2 separate regions of the Homo sapiens genome follow, and region 2 is linked to region 1. The links are chromatin loops, found by intact Hi-C in ENCODE. Cell type or tissue: heart right ventricle. All regions are shown on one strand.

Region 1 (8,000 bases):
TGTAGCATGTATCAGTACCTTGTTCCTTTTCATGGCTGAATAATCCATTGTATAGATACACCACATTTATGTTGTTTCCTCCAGGTTGCTTGTTTATGATAAGAAACAAAAGCAAGCCTAGGAAGCAGAAAGAACCAGATTCCAGCTGCGTACTCAACCTAAACCAGGGATTAACAAACACAATTACTATTATATCTGCATTTATACCCAATTCTTGTAAACTGCACTACTCCTGGAGGATGTTAATGGAGACGTCAGCTGTGGTAACATGGAATTCTAAAAATTTCTCTTACACTATTAATGAGGAAAGAAGAAAGAAAATGGAATTTTAAAAAATTGAGGCTGAGGTAGGAAGATTACTTGAGCCCAGGTATTCAAGACCAGCCCAGGTAACATAACGAGACCCTATCTCTTCAAAAACATTTAAAAATTAGCCAGGCGTGGTGGTGTGCACCTGTGGTCCTAGCTACTGGGGAGGCTGAGGTGGGAGGATCGCTCAAGCCCAGGAGGTCAAGGCTGCAGTGAGCTATGATCATGTCACTGTACTCCAGCCTGGGTGACAAAGGAAGTCCTTGTCTCAAAACAACAACAACAACAAAAACAAACAAACAAAACGATAATTGAGTAATTGCTACTATAGGTAAGCAGATAAACATATTGTGGTATACCAATACAATAGAATACTACCCAAGAATAAAAAGAATAAATAGTTGATGCATACAGCATGGATGTATCTCAATGTAATTACATTGAGATGGAGATAGAAGGGAGAGATGATCATGGAGCATGAGGAAACTTTTGAATGAATACGTTCATTATCTTGTTGGTGATGATGGTTTCATGGGTGTATGCAGTCAAAATTCATCAAATCATACACTTTGAATATGTGTTATTTATTGTATATCAACTATACCTAAATAAAGCTGCTAAGAAATAATTTTTTAAAGGAGCATAGGCATACTCATCAAATTACATACATCAAATATGTGCAGCTTTTTAAAATCTCAATTATACTTCCATATGGTTGTTTTCAACACGTGTATACATCCTAAAAAGGTATTTGCATGACTACTGTGTGGAAAACACTGCCTTCATTTTGCATATATAATTTCAATTAATTTTATAGCAAGTAAAGTTATTCTCATTTTTCATACTAGGAGACTTAAGGTTGAGAAAGTTCAGTAATTTGCCAAGGTGGTCACAGTCAGTATTACGCTAACTTCAGTTCATTTTAACCCCACAGCCCCAGCTCTTTTCTCTACACCACACTGCCTCTCACTGCTCCTATTATAGACCCAACCCGTCCCAGAACTTCCCAAGTCAGGGAATTTTCCCATCCACAGAAGAGGTTGATGCTTTAGGATAGCATTCCACATTTGTTTTGTCCATCATTTTGTGCTGCCACAAATACCTCCCCAACCAATTTATCTGATTCAGTGGATTTATTCATTTTCAGTGGATCAGAGTGGTTAATCTAGATTAGATCAAGGCAAGTAATCCTGGTCCCTGGGTCAAAGAAATGAAAATAATTCACTTGAGATTCAAAGTAAGCTGCAAAAACACCAAAAATTGGCCACTCAACCCACTAGCCAGGTATTACATTTCTTTGGGATAATAGTCATTTCCTTTGATGTCGGGAGGCCCAAGAAGGTGGCTATCTAAAGCTGCTCTGAGGGGTCCAGCTAGTTTTTGTAGCAAACTTGAACCGTAAGTTGAGGTTGACATCCTGTCTCTGAATAAGGAAAGCATAGGGTGGTTTTCTCTCTCTGTGTAGCTCCTCCAGATCATCTTTCACCACACAAACAACTGAACTCTGTCCAAATACTACCATTGTATCTGGGTCCATTTGAACATGGGCTATAACCTTGACTAAGTAAAATTAATAAAAATGTGAAAGCTGGTTTAAACAAGTTTTTGTAAGTTATCTACGCTTTTTGGAAATACTGCCATTCCTTCATGCAAGACTTCCGTGATGAAGGTTAACTGTGCTGTATATCTTCCATTTGCCTCTCCAAATCCATTCTCCATCCTATTCCACCTGGCTTATACCCCAGGAAACTAAACCGCATGAACTCAGTGGCAGACTTCCTTGCTCTTTGCCTCCCAGTTGGGTTTGGCCAATGAGGAGCATGAGCAGGCGATCAGAATAAGTGGAAGAATCAGTTCAGGTTATTTGTTTCCTGGGGTCTCTGCCTGCAGGATCATTATAATCTGGCTATATCCCTTTCCTGGAGGCCACAGCTCCACTAAGGAGGTCCTCTCCCCACTGTCCTCATACCTCAGGCCAAAGGATAATATAGGAGCCCTGGAAAACTGCATTCTCCCTTGCAGTTTTCCTATACTCTGCCCTTATCCTTGGAAATATTCTTTTTACTAAGTACTCTTGAAATTAACCAGTTTGAGGATGCCAATTGTTTCCAATACAGCTGGCATTTTCTGAGGGCTGAGTATGCCCTATTCAGAATATGAACTTATTCAAAGTTCTCAGTTTATATGAAAACACTGACATTCATGGGATTAATAACAAGCCCAGGCAAAGATTAACAATGGCTAGATGAGGAGTAGAGTGGTCAGACAGCATCCATTCAGCCTCACACCAGTGCTCACTGGCAATTGTGTAAGGTGAAGGCATAGTCACAGAACTTATGAGAACAGTGAATGTGGTAGATACATTACACAGATTTTAAAATGTGAGGAAAGCAAAACATTTTCAGGTTGATATGTCATGCTTCTTCATGCTTATAAATTATATTTCCATGGTGACATCAACCTTTTTTGCATATGGTATTCCACTTCGATTGAAGCTTTAAGCCATTTTTTGGTTGTAATTATAAAATATAAAGAAAGAGATGCTTGCTACAATAAAAACTGCCTAAATGGCAAATCTAAGCTTTCAGAGAGGTACCATCTGTTTTTCCTCATTGAGAGGTATTATCATATATAGTGAAAAATGCTATAAAAGTGAAGTGATGCTTTTTCTGTCATGAATAAATTATAATCCCAAGTAGATTTTGATTACTTAGAGCTTATAGCAAAGACATAAGTCCATTAAGGAAAAGATGGATCTTGATCCTATCTGAGCCCAAAACAAATACTTCCTATCTCCAGAATCACCTCAACTATATCATTCCCATGAAGTGTATCTAAAATAGCTGCTTTAAGATTTATTTTCCTTGATGATTTTTCTTTAATGAAGCCAAAATGTTATTAATATTTAACATGAATCTGTAAAGGTCTTTTAAGTAAAAAGGCTAAAATGTTGAAATATTAATAATGACATTTTGTTTTTTTGTTTGGGGGCGGGGGTGTGTGTGTGTGTGTGTGTTATAGAATACGGCAGGGGATAGAAAACAGAAACCCACTGAATAAATCTAGGCCAGCAAGGTAAAAGCTCTATCCTTGTATTCATTATGGGTATTGATTAGAACTTAAAAGAGTATTTGAAAGAAGGTCTCAAAAGAAAATCTGGAGGACCCTGGCAGCTTTCATTTAATTCTGTATAACATCAGATGGCTCTTAGAAAGCACTCACTTATTTTCCAAATAAGTGGTAATTTCACTCTTTCAACTTTTCCTAACTCAGTGTGACATATCAGTGAATACCATCCTACATTTGTGTCATATTTTACAATTTATACAGTATATTCCTATTCATTATCTCAATTGATATTTACATAGTTCAGATATAGTCAGGGTGAATATTATAACCTCCATTTTACAGATGGGGAAACTAAGGCCTGGAGGTATAAGTCAAAACTCTTTTAGTCACAACTTGAATTAGCTTGGGCAAAACATGGGAATGTATTGGCTCACATGGACTGGATTCATGGACTCCAATTATGACTGGGCTCTCTCCTTCTTTCCCTTCTCTCTCTGACTCTCTCCGCCTCCCCTCTGTGCATTGGACCTGATTCTGTCCACAGACTGAAACACAGCTTTCCATGATTCTTACTGCCTTGGGACCAGAAAGGATGAGACCTCTCCTCTCAACTCGAGTTGGAAAATTCCAGAGGAAGAACCTACTGGCCCCTGCTGATGGCAGGCCCACCCTCTGAACCAACTATCGTGGTCTGGTGATGAAATACTGAGGCTTCCTCAGCATGGGTCAAGTCTCCTCCCCTGTGGTCAGTATTACCTAAACAACCTAAGAAAATCGGAACAGAATAGCCACTGAGGAGACTAGGAGGACAGAGGCAGCCACCTTAACTTGTTTCTACTGCCTTAAATAACTTGTCCAAGGGGCAGAATCAAAACAACTGCCCAGATCTTCGGTCTGCACCCGTCTCCTTCACTTCATAGCCTTTACTGCAGGAGCCACAGAGGTGTAACTGTGCCTCTCTCTTCCTCACAGTTACCATGTGGTCTGGCTCAAGACTAATTGGAAAAGACTTGATTCTGTCACTTTTCAGCTGTGTGACCCTAAGCACATTACTTAACCTCTGGGAACCACAGCTTCCTCCTTTGTAAAATAAACAGTTCCTGCGTTGCAGGGTCATCTAAAGGATAAAGGGAGATAATATACCCCAGATGACTTTGAAAATCATAAAAGAACTACATTAAGGTTTATTACTTAAGTTCCGCATATAAATGTTAACAGAGGCTAAAACTACACATTAACATCCTTCAGCTGTAGTTCTCACTACCACCAGCCCTCTCTGCTAGCATCACTTTGGTTCTGACATTTTTTTTCTTTCAGTTTTAAAAGGCACATTTTAAAAATAAGCATAATAGTGTCTCAAAATGTAAAACTTAGCTCAGAAGAAAAGCTTATGAACAGATGGTTCAATGGCACTTATATTCACCTTTTTGATACAGATTAACCAGGAGATGAAAAAATCTCTGGAAGAGACACAAGAAACTCTCCACAGTGGTTACCTCTAGGCACTGAGGCTACAAGTTGGTGGGAAAAAAACGCTTTTATTTTTCATTTATGCCTGTCCCTACTACTTGAATTTTTAAATATTTCACATATATTGTTTTTTTCTGCATGAATTTCTTTCATGATTAAAAAAACCTAACTAAAATCATAATTGTCACAAAAAAGGATCATATACCAGTTATAGTACACAGTATATAGTGTATGCTAGTTATAGTATACAGTATATAGCAGTTATAGTATATAACTGATATAGTGTCTGGTACATAAAAAGCTTTCAATAAGTTTGTGCTTATTGATCAAACTAGATATCCCTAGTTACCACCTAATCAGCTAAAATAAAATCTAGTTTTCATCTCTACGAATGTATATTTTTCCATGAATCATATTGTAAGAAATGCTCATTACCATCTGCCAAGGATATGATTTTAAACTCATAAATTCACACACCAAACATGAAACCTCCTTTTTAAATTCTCAATTTTAAACACAGTACATGTGGCTACCTCTCAACGCTGTTACTGCTCTTCTTATAAGCTGACTTCCTTATTAACATTGGAGGATGCTGGGCTTCTAGGAAGCATACCATTTTACAGCTGCGGGTTTGCATGATATTTTCTAAGAAATTAAAGGTTACATGGCAGCATATGCCAAAGCTAACAGAGATATTTAAATAGTATTTTTTAAAAATGATGTAAATGGCTAGGAAGTTTGAATGCTATGCACTGGTTAAGTGCTATACTGGTTGCCTAGTTACATCTCTGCAGAAAGGTTAAAATGGTTGTCTCTAAACCTAGAAGAAATTTAAAGTCCTAAAGTTTCATAGTTAAGCCAAGGATTACCTGCAAACCCCTATGCAGTCATGCCTTGAAACAAATCCCCGTCAGGTAATGGTGCTTGGGGATGTCTTAAGGAGACTGTTAATAAAAAGTATTTATATATATGAAATTTGTTACCTTGCTCTCATTTCATTAAAGTTATTACTTCTGGACTGTTCTTTTTTTTCTTTTTTTTTTTCTTTTTTTTTTTTTGAGATGGAGTCTCGCTCTGTCACCCAGGCTGGAGTGCAGTGGCACGATCTCTGCTCACTGCAAGCTCCGCCTCCTGGGTTCAAGCCATTCTCCTGCCTCAGCCTCCCAAGTAGCTGGGACTACAGGCATGTGCCACCATGTCCAGCTAATTTTTTTGTATTTTTAGTAAAGACTGGGTTTCACCGTGTTAGCCAGGATGGTCCCGATCTCCTGACCTCGTGATCCGCCTGCCTCGGCCTCCCAAATGGACTCTCCATTTTATCACTACCAATTGCAGTCTGCTACTATAGGCTATTAAAAAACTTTCCAACCTAGCTGATGCAAATTCTGTCCCACGATAGGTGGAAGAAAGTCCAGTATTTTAAATTTTTAAACTTAAAAACAAATTTTTACTGTGACCAGCTCTGCAAAGTACAGGCCAGTCTACAACGTAGTAACAAAAACTACACATCTTAAGAATAAACAACTAGTATCTTAACTCTCAGAGATGTTCCCCTTTTACCCTTCAAGGGTTTCCTAATTAATTCTACCTTGCAGACACTATGACATCCAAATATCTGTTCCCAGTAATGGAACAGAATAGAACAATTTTATAACAATTTTGGTGTAGAAATTTAACATGAGTGTATTAAAACGGATTCACACTTTTTCCAGAATTTGAAGGTAGGAGGAAACAGTCCTTTTCTTTTTTCCTCTTGAAGTTCAATCGGCATTTTGTTTTAAATTGAGGTAAAATTCACATATAAAATTAACCATCAGCCATTGTAAAGTGTACAATTCAATGGTATTTAGTACATTCACGGTGTTGTGCAGCTATCACTGCTAACTAGTTCCAAGATATTCCATCACCCCGGAAGGAAACCCTGTACCCAGATAAGTAGTTATTTTGATCCTTATTTACATTTACTCTCTAATTTCTCTTTGAAAAAGAATAAAAGAACCTAAGTTTAAATTACAGCATAAGAACTTGATGTGTTTTCATTTCTTCTGCAACTTGTTGATTCACAAAAATTGGTAAAGATTTGAAGCTGAAATGAGGCGAGTCTTAGCAAAATGAAACCAGGATTGAAAGTCCTGGAAGGAAGAAACCCAAAAAGAGATTGAGGAAAAAATCAAAATAATTCACAATTCTGTCCAGGCCCCATCCTTGTCAGAAAGCCAGATTCTACTTCAATGACTGATAGTGCTGAATCTTTTTTGGAAAGAAAAAAAAAAGAATTGAAATAGAATGCTTTGGATCTACCAAGTAGGAAATTTTGGAAGACAGGAAACTATTAAATACGTTAAAAAAAAAAAAAAAAAAAAAAAGTCTTCCAGCTCCTAAAAGTCAAATGCCTATTCTAGGGAAGCTAATTTATTGTTCTTTCAAGTACAATTACAGCTCTCTTTGCTTAGTCCTAATGATTTAGAGAATAAAATTCTCAAAATAAAAGCCACAGAAATGTAAGGGATGAGGCCCCAGGACCTTCAGCTTCCCTGATTTCTCAGTGTGGTTTTGCTACGGATGATGCTGGCAGAGTACTGCAGAAGTAGTGGGGAAAGGCCCAGCAAGCGTCTTTACCCAGATGTAGCAACTTTACATGGGGGTAAGTGGCTCATGCTCCACCGCTGGGAGTCAGGAAGCGCCATGTTCTTAGAACCAAATGAGACTCCAAGACATGATCCACTCCAATCCCCTCCCACTGGGCATTCCAGATAGTCTTCCTAATATTTACCTCTTCTTGAACAGTCTGTGCTGTCTCTTAGGGGGGAAAAGTTCGATTTTGCTCTATGAAAGGCAAGATTAAAGCTAAGAGAGCTCTGTGCTGCATTGGCAAACTTGGATTTTATAACTTCCATGCAGGCTGACTGCTGAAAAAGATTCAGCGAGGTCCTGTGGTCACCTCAGTAACAAAGTTATTAAAGCTTCCATCATCAGAGGCAAAGTGCAGGAGCCTGCTGGTAACACAGGAGAACTGAAAGGGCAGCTAGGGCTTGTGACTATAAACGTGGCTGCTGCTTCTCAGTTCTGAATCTCAGGGTTTTTTTTTTTTTTTTTTTTTCTTTTTTTTTGTCTTTTTAAGCTGGTCTGAACAAACATGCATATATGGCTAC
Region 2 (8,000 bases), 69 kb before region 1:
TTCAAAAAGAAAACAAATAGGTTTGTGTGGAGAAATCTGGAAAACACATTAGTCAGGTAGTGAAACTTAACATTACCAGTCAGTAACAATTTGAGATAATGTCCCACCAATAGAATACAATGAAATGAATACTCCATTAGTTCTATGATATTAATGCCAAAGTTTTGTTACCTGAATTTAATTATAATTATCTGAAAAACCCAAACTGAGTGACATTCTAAAAAATAAATGGCCTATAATCTCCAAAAGTGTCAAGGTCATGAAGGTCACGGAAGTCTAAAGAACTGTGCCAGACAGGACAACTCAATGCAATAAATGATTCTGAACTTGGTCCTCTCGCTAAAAGGGACATTACTGGGATGATTTGCATACTTAAATGGGATCTCAGGGTTAGAAGGTAGTAATGGGTCAGTGTTAATTTCCTGATTCTGATGATTGTATTATGAGTATGTAGAAGAATGTCCTTACTTGTAGAAAACACACATTACAGTATTCAGAGGTGACAGGACATCTTTTGACAACTTATTCTCAACTGGCTCAGGAGAAAACAAAATTGTTTGCACCACACATGCAACTCTTCTGTAACTTTGAGATTATTTCCAGAATAAAAATGACTTTGCAAAAGAAAAGGAAAAGAGAAATTAGAGATGGTGGATATAGATACTTTTTTCAAAGTCATACTGCAAAAAATGTAAACAATTGAGGCCGTTGCTAGAAGGGGAAGTGGAGGGATTGAGAAAAAAATCAAATTTTATTTAAGATGGAGAAATAACACCATGTTTGTATGATAATGGAAATGATGTAGAGAATCAAAAACTGATGATGCAGGATAGACAGAAGGTGGAAGAATAAACTGCTGGAGGAGGTTTCTTGGTTAGAGAGGTGGGATCTACTGCACAAGTGAAGGACTTCACTTTTGATCACAGCAAGGATCTCCCCAGATTAGCAATTGCTGAAATCCTACTATCCAGCATCCTCACCAAACCAGACCGGGACTGAGAACCGGGAAGTAAGGAGTTGTGGGGGTGGCGGGGTGGGGCAGGTGGTACTCTAGACAGCTTCAATGAAGGCTACCGGACTGTGAGTCTAGGCTCCAAAAAAACAGGAGAATTACTCTAGAAAGACTGCTTGACAATGCCAAGATGAAGCAGTTGTCAGTAAGGATAAAAACCAGATCCCCAAATTTAAACAGAAGGTAGAGATATAATCCATCTTCATTACATCTGAAATTGAGACACATCTTAAAATCGATGTTGCAAAATGCTTGCAAGCCATCAGGCAAAAAATAAGCACAGGCTGTCATTGCCTATACACACGGGAAATTGCCTGTGTATTAAGGGTATCAGTCATAAAATCATGGCTTTAGTTGGGTTGCCCGCATTAATGGAGCCATCTAAGGTTGACTTAACTTTAATTTGTGTTTTGAAAGGATTTCAAAGATTATACTGGATGGAGGCTTGAGATGGGAAGTGTGTATAGAAAAACAATCCAACTGTTTCCTCCTAATCTATACTCACACCACTCTACATACTTCTTTTATGATACCAGATGTGTAGGTTTTCCCACACCAAGCAATTCTCTGGCCCACCTGTGTGTCCTACAATTTAATTCAATTCTGATACTATCTATGTGGAGACAGAAACAGATCCCACAGGTAAGAGCTTAGTCTCACAAGGCTGCCCCTGCCCCATTTCAAATGCCAATAGCAAGCAGTAGGCCCCCAGGTTACTCACAAGTTCTGTCCAACTTGGCTACAAATCAGAGGTTCCCATGACTACCTCTTCAGGTTGGATAATTTGCTAGAGTAGCTCACAGAACCCAAGAAAACAGTTTACTTGCTATTTCCAACTTATTGCAAAGGATATTTTAAAGGATATAAATGAAGAGTTGGATAAAGAGATATATAGGGTGAGGTTGGAATTGGCCTAGAAGGAGGATTGTATTCCATTTTTCCTAATAAAATTGAACACAAGCATTTTAGGGAAGGGATACTCTCAGCTCAAATGCTGGAAAAATACTTAAAATGTCCTAAACCTAGAATATATGTCCTCTCTCTAGTTCCAAGGATGGCGTCTAACTGGACCATTTCTCACTACAGGGTTCCATGAAGTTCAATTTCAATCTATTATCATAATCATCATAAAGATGACTTAATCATTAGAAATGTCCATATTTGGCTCACTAATTTATACATATTTGTCCTCGTTGTGAAAGTCAGTCTGTTCTTTTTATATGTTAAAGTGTTTTAAACAGAAGGCACACTATAAATGCTAGATATTTATGATCATACAATGATATGAAACAATTTATCTTTCTTTAAAATGACTAATTCCATCCTTTTAAAAAATATTTAATTTGACTTCCCCATTACCACAGCTTTATTTGTCCAGTTACATTCATGCTTGGAATCTCCAAGTCCATAAATGTAACTGGGAATGTCATGGGGAATATAGTAATGTTTTGTTATATGACACTCTTAATACACAAATTTAAAGCTGTCTACTGAAAAAAGCTTTTACAAAATGCTTGTGTACCCCAGTACCATGAAAGATGCAAACAAGTAGACAACATGGTCTTTGAAAAGGACTATGTAGTCTAGGTGGAAAAATTTATTTGATGAAGATGAAACTAATTAGTAAATTGATTAGTAAATATGGTCAGAATAGAAAAAGAGATTCATGAACAAGTAGGAACTTGAGCTGACCCCTAAAGGAGGAATAAGATTGGGAGAGGCAAAGAAATAAGAGGGAAGGGTATTCTCAGTCAGAAACCCAGAATAACCAGAGAGGTGACACTTTGCATAGCACACTTTTAGAACGATAAAAGGAATCACTTGGAAAGGTCTGTTGGGAGTATATGGGAGAAATGAGACATTTTTCTGTGGGGTCAATTTATGGAGCAGCCAATTAGTTAAGAAGCAATCATTTTACCCATGCTCTTGCCTTGCATCTTATATCTTTTACTCTTAAATTTACATTATTTTTCATAATATTAATAGCATCTCCTGCCAAAGAGCATCTTTCCAGCTTACAATGATTCCCATTCCCATTCCCATTCCTCTACATGGGCAGGTTAATTCCTAGGGGCTATGTCTGTATAATGGAGTTCAATTTGAATGTCAGTTGATTGAAGCTGGAGAGGGCTCATTCTTGCTGGAACAGAGATGGCACTCTAGGACTACGTGCTATGGAGACTGAAAAGGATTGAATCAAGCCATCTCTTTTTTCATGGAGCTGGAACTATGAGTTGTGATCCTGGGAACCATGGGCAGCCATCTTGTGCCTGCTATATGGACCTGGCAGCTAAAAATCCCTTCTTCCCAGGAAAAGGAAGAGGCAGACACAGAGAGAGGAGCAGAGACAGGTGACGGAGCACTCGCAGTTCTCAATGGCCTTCCAGTTCTCACTTCCACTGCCTATCTAGCCACATTTCTGCTCTTGGATTGAGACATCCTGTATCTTTTATAATCAGTACCTCTTTCTGCTTCAGCTAGCTTGGTTGAGATTCCTATTATTAGAAACTCAAAGAGTCCTAATACAATGATGAATAAACAGATTTACTGAAGCCCTGCTGTCCTTTACTTTTGTGCATGTTCCCTCCTCTTGTGCTCTAAGGACAAGGTTTCTTTCATTTTGTCTTTGGTCAGTGTTAGTGTGAGTCTATTGCTGTTTCATTCATCCAGGTGTCACAGTCCACAGCCCCTCTCTCCCCCTTCCCCTAACTCTCTTCCCAATTTCCTTTTATTTCTCTTTACCCTCTGTCCTTGAATGAAATCCTAACAAAGAAATACAAAGAGGCTGAGAGTATAATTTATATATGCCCGAGGCTTATGAACAGATAATTGGTTCACTTAGCCCAAATCTCCCAGGGTCTGTGATGTAAAGGGATAGAAAACAAGAAGGCTTAAAAAACAAACATGCTATTCATGTAACTATGTTATTCATAGAGTAGGGCTACTCTATGCAGCATAATTTATTCTGGGGGTCACATGAGGGATAAGGCCACCGCCTGCTTAAGGGACCCTCAACAACTTCAATTCCAGCTGTGTCCCCAAATCCTCCTCTTAAGAGTCCTATTCTTTGCCACCTCAGTTGCAGTAGGTTCTGCCAGACGTATATAAAGCCATTTCTATCCTTTATAGCTTGAAGAGGTCACTACTCTCACTGGAAAATCACAAGCCTGGGATCTTCAGAGAGAAGCCCCTTCCTGCTGAAGGATCATGTATGGAAAGTAGGTGGGGAAGCCTGAATGCTCAAAAGCCTTGAAAAGACTTCTAAAGGCAGATAACCAAGCCCTAAACCAGCTAGCTGACAACCGTGTCAACACAGTCAACACTTTATCCAACTGCTCAACTAAAAATAATCTGTCACTTCACCACAGCAAGCCTGCCTGGCTCTGAGGTACAGAACAAATGCTGAAATACAGGATGCTGCTGTATTTCTAACAATGTAAGGTCCAATGACATCAAGTGGGATTCAGAGATTTGAATGTGAAGATCACCTAGGAAGGCAACTACTCACACCCAGTTTATCAGGTTCATGCTTTGCTTCTTTTTTAGTATTGATTTATTTGTGTCTCTTCAAAGGGCAATCAGAGTGTGGTATTGGCTTCTTTCTGATCACATTTGGTAACTATGCTTCTTGGATATCTTGTTTGCGTCAATAATAGGCCTTGTTCAATTTTTTTGTAGTCTTCAACTAGGTCAGGGATTTTTGAGAGCAAGAATCATGTTTTTGTCTATCTCCATCTCTTTAGAACCTAACAAGCCCTTGCAATTTAGAAAGCTCTCAGTAAAGTATTTATTATATAAGTAAATGAATGAACAACTGAACAAACAGCAAAAATCCAACCTTATGATGCGGGTCTAGGAAAACTTTTTAAAGGACCTAATAATTTGATCTGAATCTTTAATGAGTCAATGCAGTCAAGTGTTAAGTAAAGTAAGGTAAGTAAAGCAGCAAGGTAGAGGGGCAAAGGAGACTGGATGTTCTAGGCATTTGAAATTCCCATCAAAAGAATTAAAAGTTGTTCTATATGGCATGCAGAAAAGAGAGCAGGAATGAAGCTGAAGAGATGACAGGGGTCACAGGAACTTTGTATACACTGCTAAAGGGCCTGAATTTTATTTTACTGGTGATGGGGAATCATGAGCTGATTTTCAATAAAGAGGAATGTAATTAGATTTTCTTTTAGAACATTATATTTGGAAGGAATATGGAAGGTAATTGATGGCGGGATGGAGATGTATTGAGATGGAATTGCAGACAGCAAATAGGAGCCCCTTGCAGTCAGTAATTCAGGTGAGGGATGATAAAAGTCTAAACTATTTCTGAAAAGCTCTATTTCTATTATCTTTCTTCTGCTGTCAGTTTTCATCACCCATGAGCACATCATATCCTCCTTCAGGAACAGTAACTGGGGATGCTGAATATTAACAGAAAACATCAACCACAGTAAAGCTTCACAGACTTTTATCATAGTTGGACCACCTCAAAAGTCAAAGTGGTATTTTCCAGAAGGCCCATGGGCAGAACCTCCTCTCCCTCAAAAAGAACTGAATGACCCTTTCTGATTTGACAATCCATGGGCCACCTTACTTCTCTCAGCAGGTATTGTGCCCACCTGTTGCTTTGTGCTTTTTCAGCAAGAGAGTGAAAAAGAAGAAGCAAGAAAAGAGGAGAAGAGGAAGATGGCAAAGGAGCACGGTAAGGTCGCTTTAGTGATCTCAGTCATGAAGAAAGAAGAAGAATTAAGGCTGTTGAAAGAAGAGCAGGAGCTGATTAAATCCTGTGGTCCATTACTAGGCATCAAATTTTACAAAGGAGATTTAGGATAATGGGAAAATGTCCATGGGTATTTGCTCATCTTACTTGTAGAGAAAGAAGAGCTCTCTCTTCACTCTCTAGCACATACCTGATGAGACTTAGCAGAAGTAAACTCCTTCCCATAGGACAGTGGTTCTCAACCTTGGCTATACATCGGAATGAACTGAAAAATTCTTTTTAAAAAATACTGATGCCTGAATCATACCCCAGGAGATTCTAATTTAATTGGTTTGGGTGTGGTTCGGTAATTGGTCCTTTTATAGAGCTCTCTGGGTGTTGGGAACGCACAGATGAGCTGAGAACCATCGCTGTAGACCAGGGGTCAGTGAACTTCCTGTGAAACACCAGAGAATAAATATTTTAGCTTTGTGGGCCATATGGTCTCTGTTACAACCACCCTACTCTGCTGTTTTAGAGTGAAAGCAGCCATAGACAATATGTAAATGAGTGTGTTCTAATAAAACTTTCTTTATAAACATAGGCAGTGGGCTGGCTTTGGCCCATGAGCCAAATTTTATTGACCCTGTCAGACTCCAAAGGACAGCTGGATTGCCCAGGTGCTGAATTAGGTATGGAGAAAATAGGAAAAATATTCTAGTTTTAAAAGGGCATTTGGAAGAAGGTTGTAGTTTTAGCTTAGTACAATGAGATATGTGTCTGAGCTGCATTTCATAGAATTCTTGGGTAAGGCATTTTACTTCTGGGGCAGTAAAGTTTTGATGGTTAACAGAAATTTACTTTGCCACCGTGCCATAGCTATCTATTAATAACGACAGCATATTGGCCAAGGTTTTCATCTGAAAACTACCAACGAAGGGTTTGAATTTAAAGTCTTGGTTCCAGATGAATTAGCCCCAGCTTACAGCAAAGCTGTCAGGTTAGGTCTGGGGAGGGAGAGGAAAAAAAGAAACACATAGACTATGAACTTTCATTAAACCTCTTTGTTGTTTGACTTCTTAGGGAGGCAAGGTGTGACTTTTGTGTTTGCAGGAAAAAAATTCAATAAAGTATAAAGAAGAAAAAACTTATAACGTGCAAGGATAACTAGAAGTGTTAGACCCAAAATACGGACATTTAGCCTTAGAACCTGAACCAGGACAGAAAAAATTAAAAACCAAATAAGAAAAACGTTTCCATGAGGACAGGGAGGGGAACTAGTGCGCTGATATATTTTATGTGTTCTCTAATTTCTCTCACTGGAATTTAACCATGAGCCTGTTTTGCTTTTTTTTTTGTGTTGTGTTGTTAGGTTTTAATTCTACATGGGAAAGAGGATCTAATTCATTCTATTATTTTATGCTGGAGAAGGGAAAGACACGTTAGAAATGAACTTCTGCCTAATCTTTAAGATGCTCTCCTGTCATTACTGGTTTTATCCCTCTCTAGGAAAGAGTGGTCACATGACATGCGCCTTAGACTCACGCTAGATGAAGTGTGGGGTTAGACCATCCTCACCTTTATCCTGTCGATATTGGCTTCCATCTTAAGCTGCTCTACCAGCTTCCTGGCTTGTGCTATGCTGGCGGTGTTGTTGCTGGCCATCGGAGTGCTGGATAGATCTTTCAGAAACACTAGAAAAGAAAACAAAAAGAAGATTGTACCAGAGAATTCATGAGCCAGCAAATGTGCAAGTTCATCGTAACTAGGGGATCTCAAAGCAGTGGCTGTAGCCAGGCCTGGCTTCTCCAGCCCTCTCCATCCTTGGTCGGTATTACCTCTGACTGGCAGGCAGAGCAGAGGATGAGGTTTGATTTTCCAATTCTCCCTACTTCCCCATCCCTTCTTTAGAGAGAAAAAAAACACACACACAAAGAATATTACCAAATGTTCTCCCAGTGGGCTCAAACCCCATCCTTCTGGTTAACTGTGACCACCTCAGCGTATTATACTACAGAGACACTATAGTGGGAGGCTTGGCTTTTCAGTGTCACTTAATCCAGCATTGCTGTAAATAGCCATTCCTCCCCACTCTATTTGAAATTAAAGTTTGAGTCACAACGATCTACTTTACTCATAATTCCTCAGGGACACATCTATCATGCCAAATGGGAGGGATTGCCATGCCTAATCTCTAAATATGACAATTAGTTCACCAGTGTTATTCTAAATGAAGTACAACAAACTTATTAACTGATTTCTTTTATAAATCTGGAACATAAACATTTTGAGAGTAGA

What was found. Peaks named below come from ENCODE experiments on the same cell type or tissue, not always from the same donor. Only the 100,000 strongest peaks of a DNase experiment are listed, where the experiment ranks them.
Region 2: a loop joins it to region 1, with 1.8 times the contacts of the local background. A loop is called at or near these places in 1 of 110 quality-filtered maps.

Annotation. Positions count from the first base shown.
Region 1 is chr14:51,880,916-51,888,915 of GRCh38, reverse strand. All of the region lies in intron 2 of GNG2 (G protein subunit gamma 2), which reads right to left. Among named protein-coding and RNA genes, the nearest start is that of GNG2, 24 kb to the right of the region's middle. RefSeq lists an enhancer at 4,049-4,118 and a silencer at 4,369-4,468. In heart right ventricle, no CTCF peak of the experiment used is centred here; no DNase peak of the experiment used is centred here; H3K4me3 peaks cover 1,285 bases; H3K27ac peaks cover 1,816 bases.
Region 2 is chr14:51,950,046-51,958,045 of GRCh38, reverse strand. It overlaps GNG2 (G protein subunit gamma 2), which reads right to left. Exons shown (of 4, transcript NM_053064.5): 3 at 7,281-7,396. The coding sequence starts at 7,367. Among named protein-coding and RNA genes, the nearest start is that of RTRAF, 36 kb to the left of the region's middle. In heart right ventricle, no CTCF peak of the experiment used is centred here; no DNase peak of the experiment used is centred here; H3K27ac peaks cover 570 bases.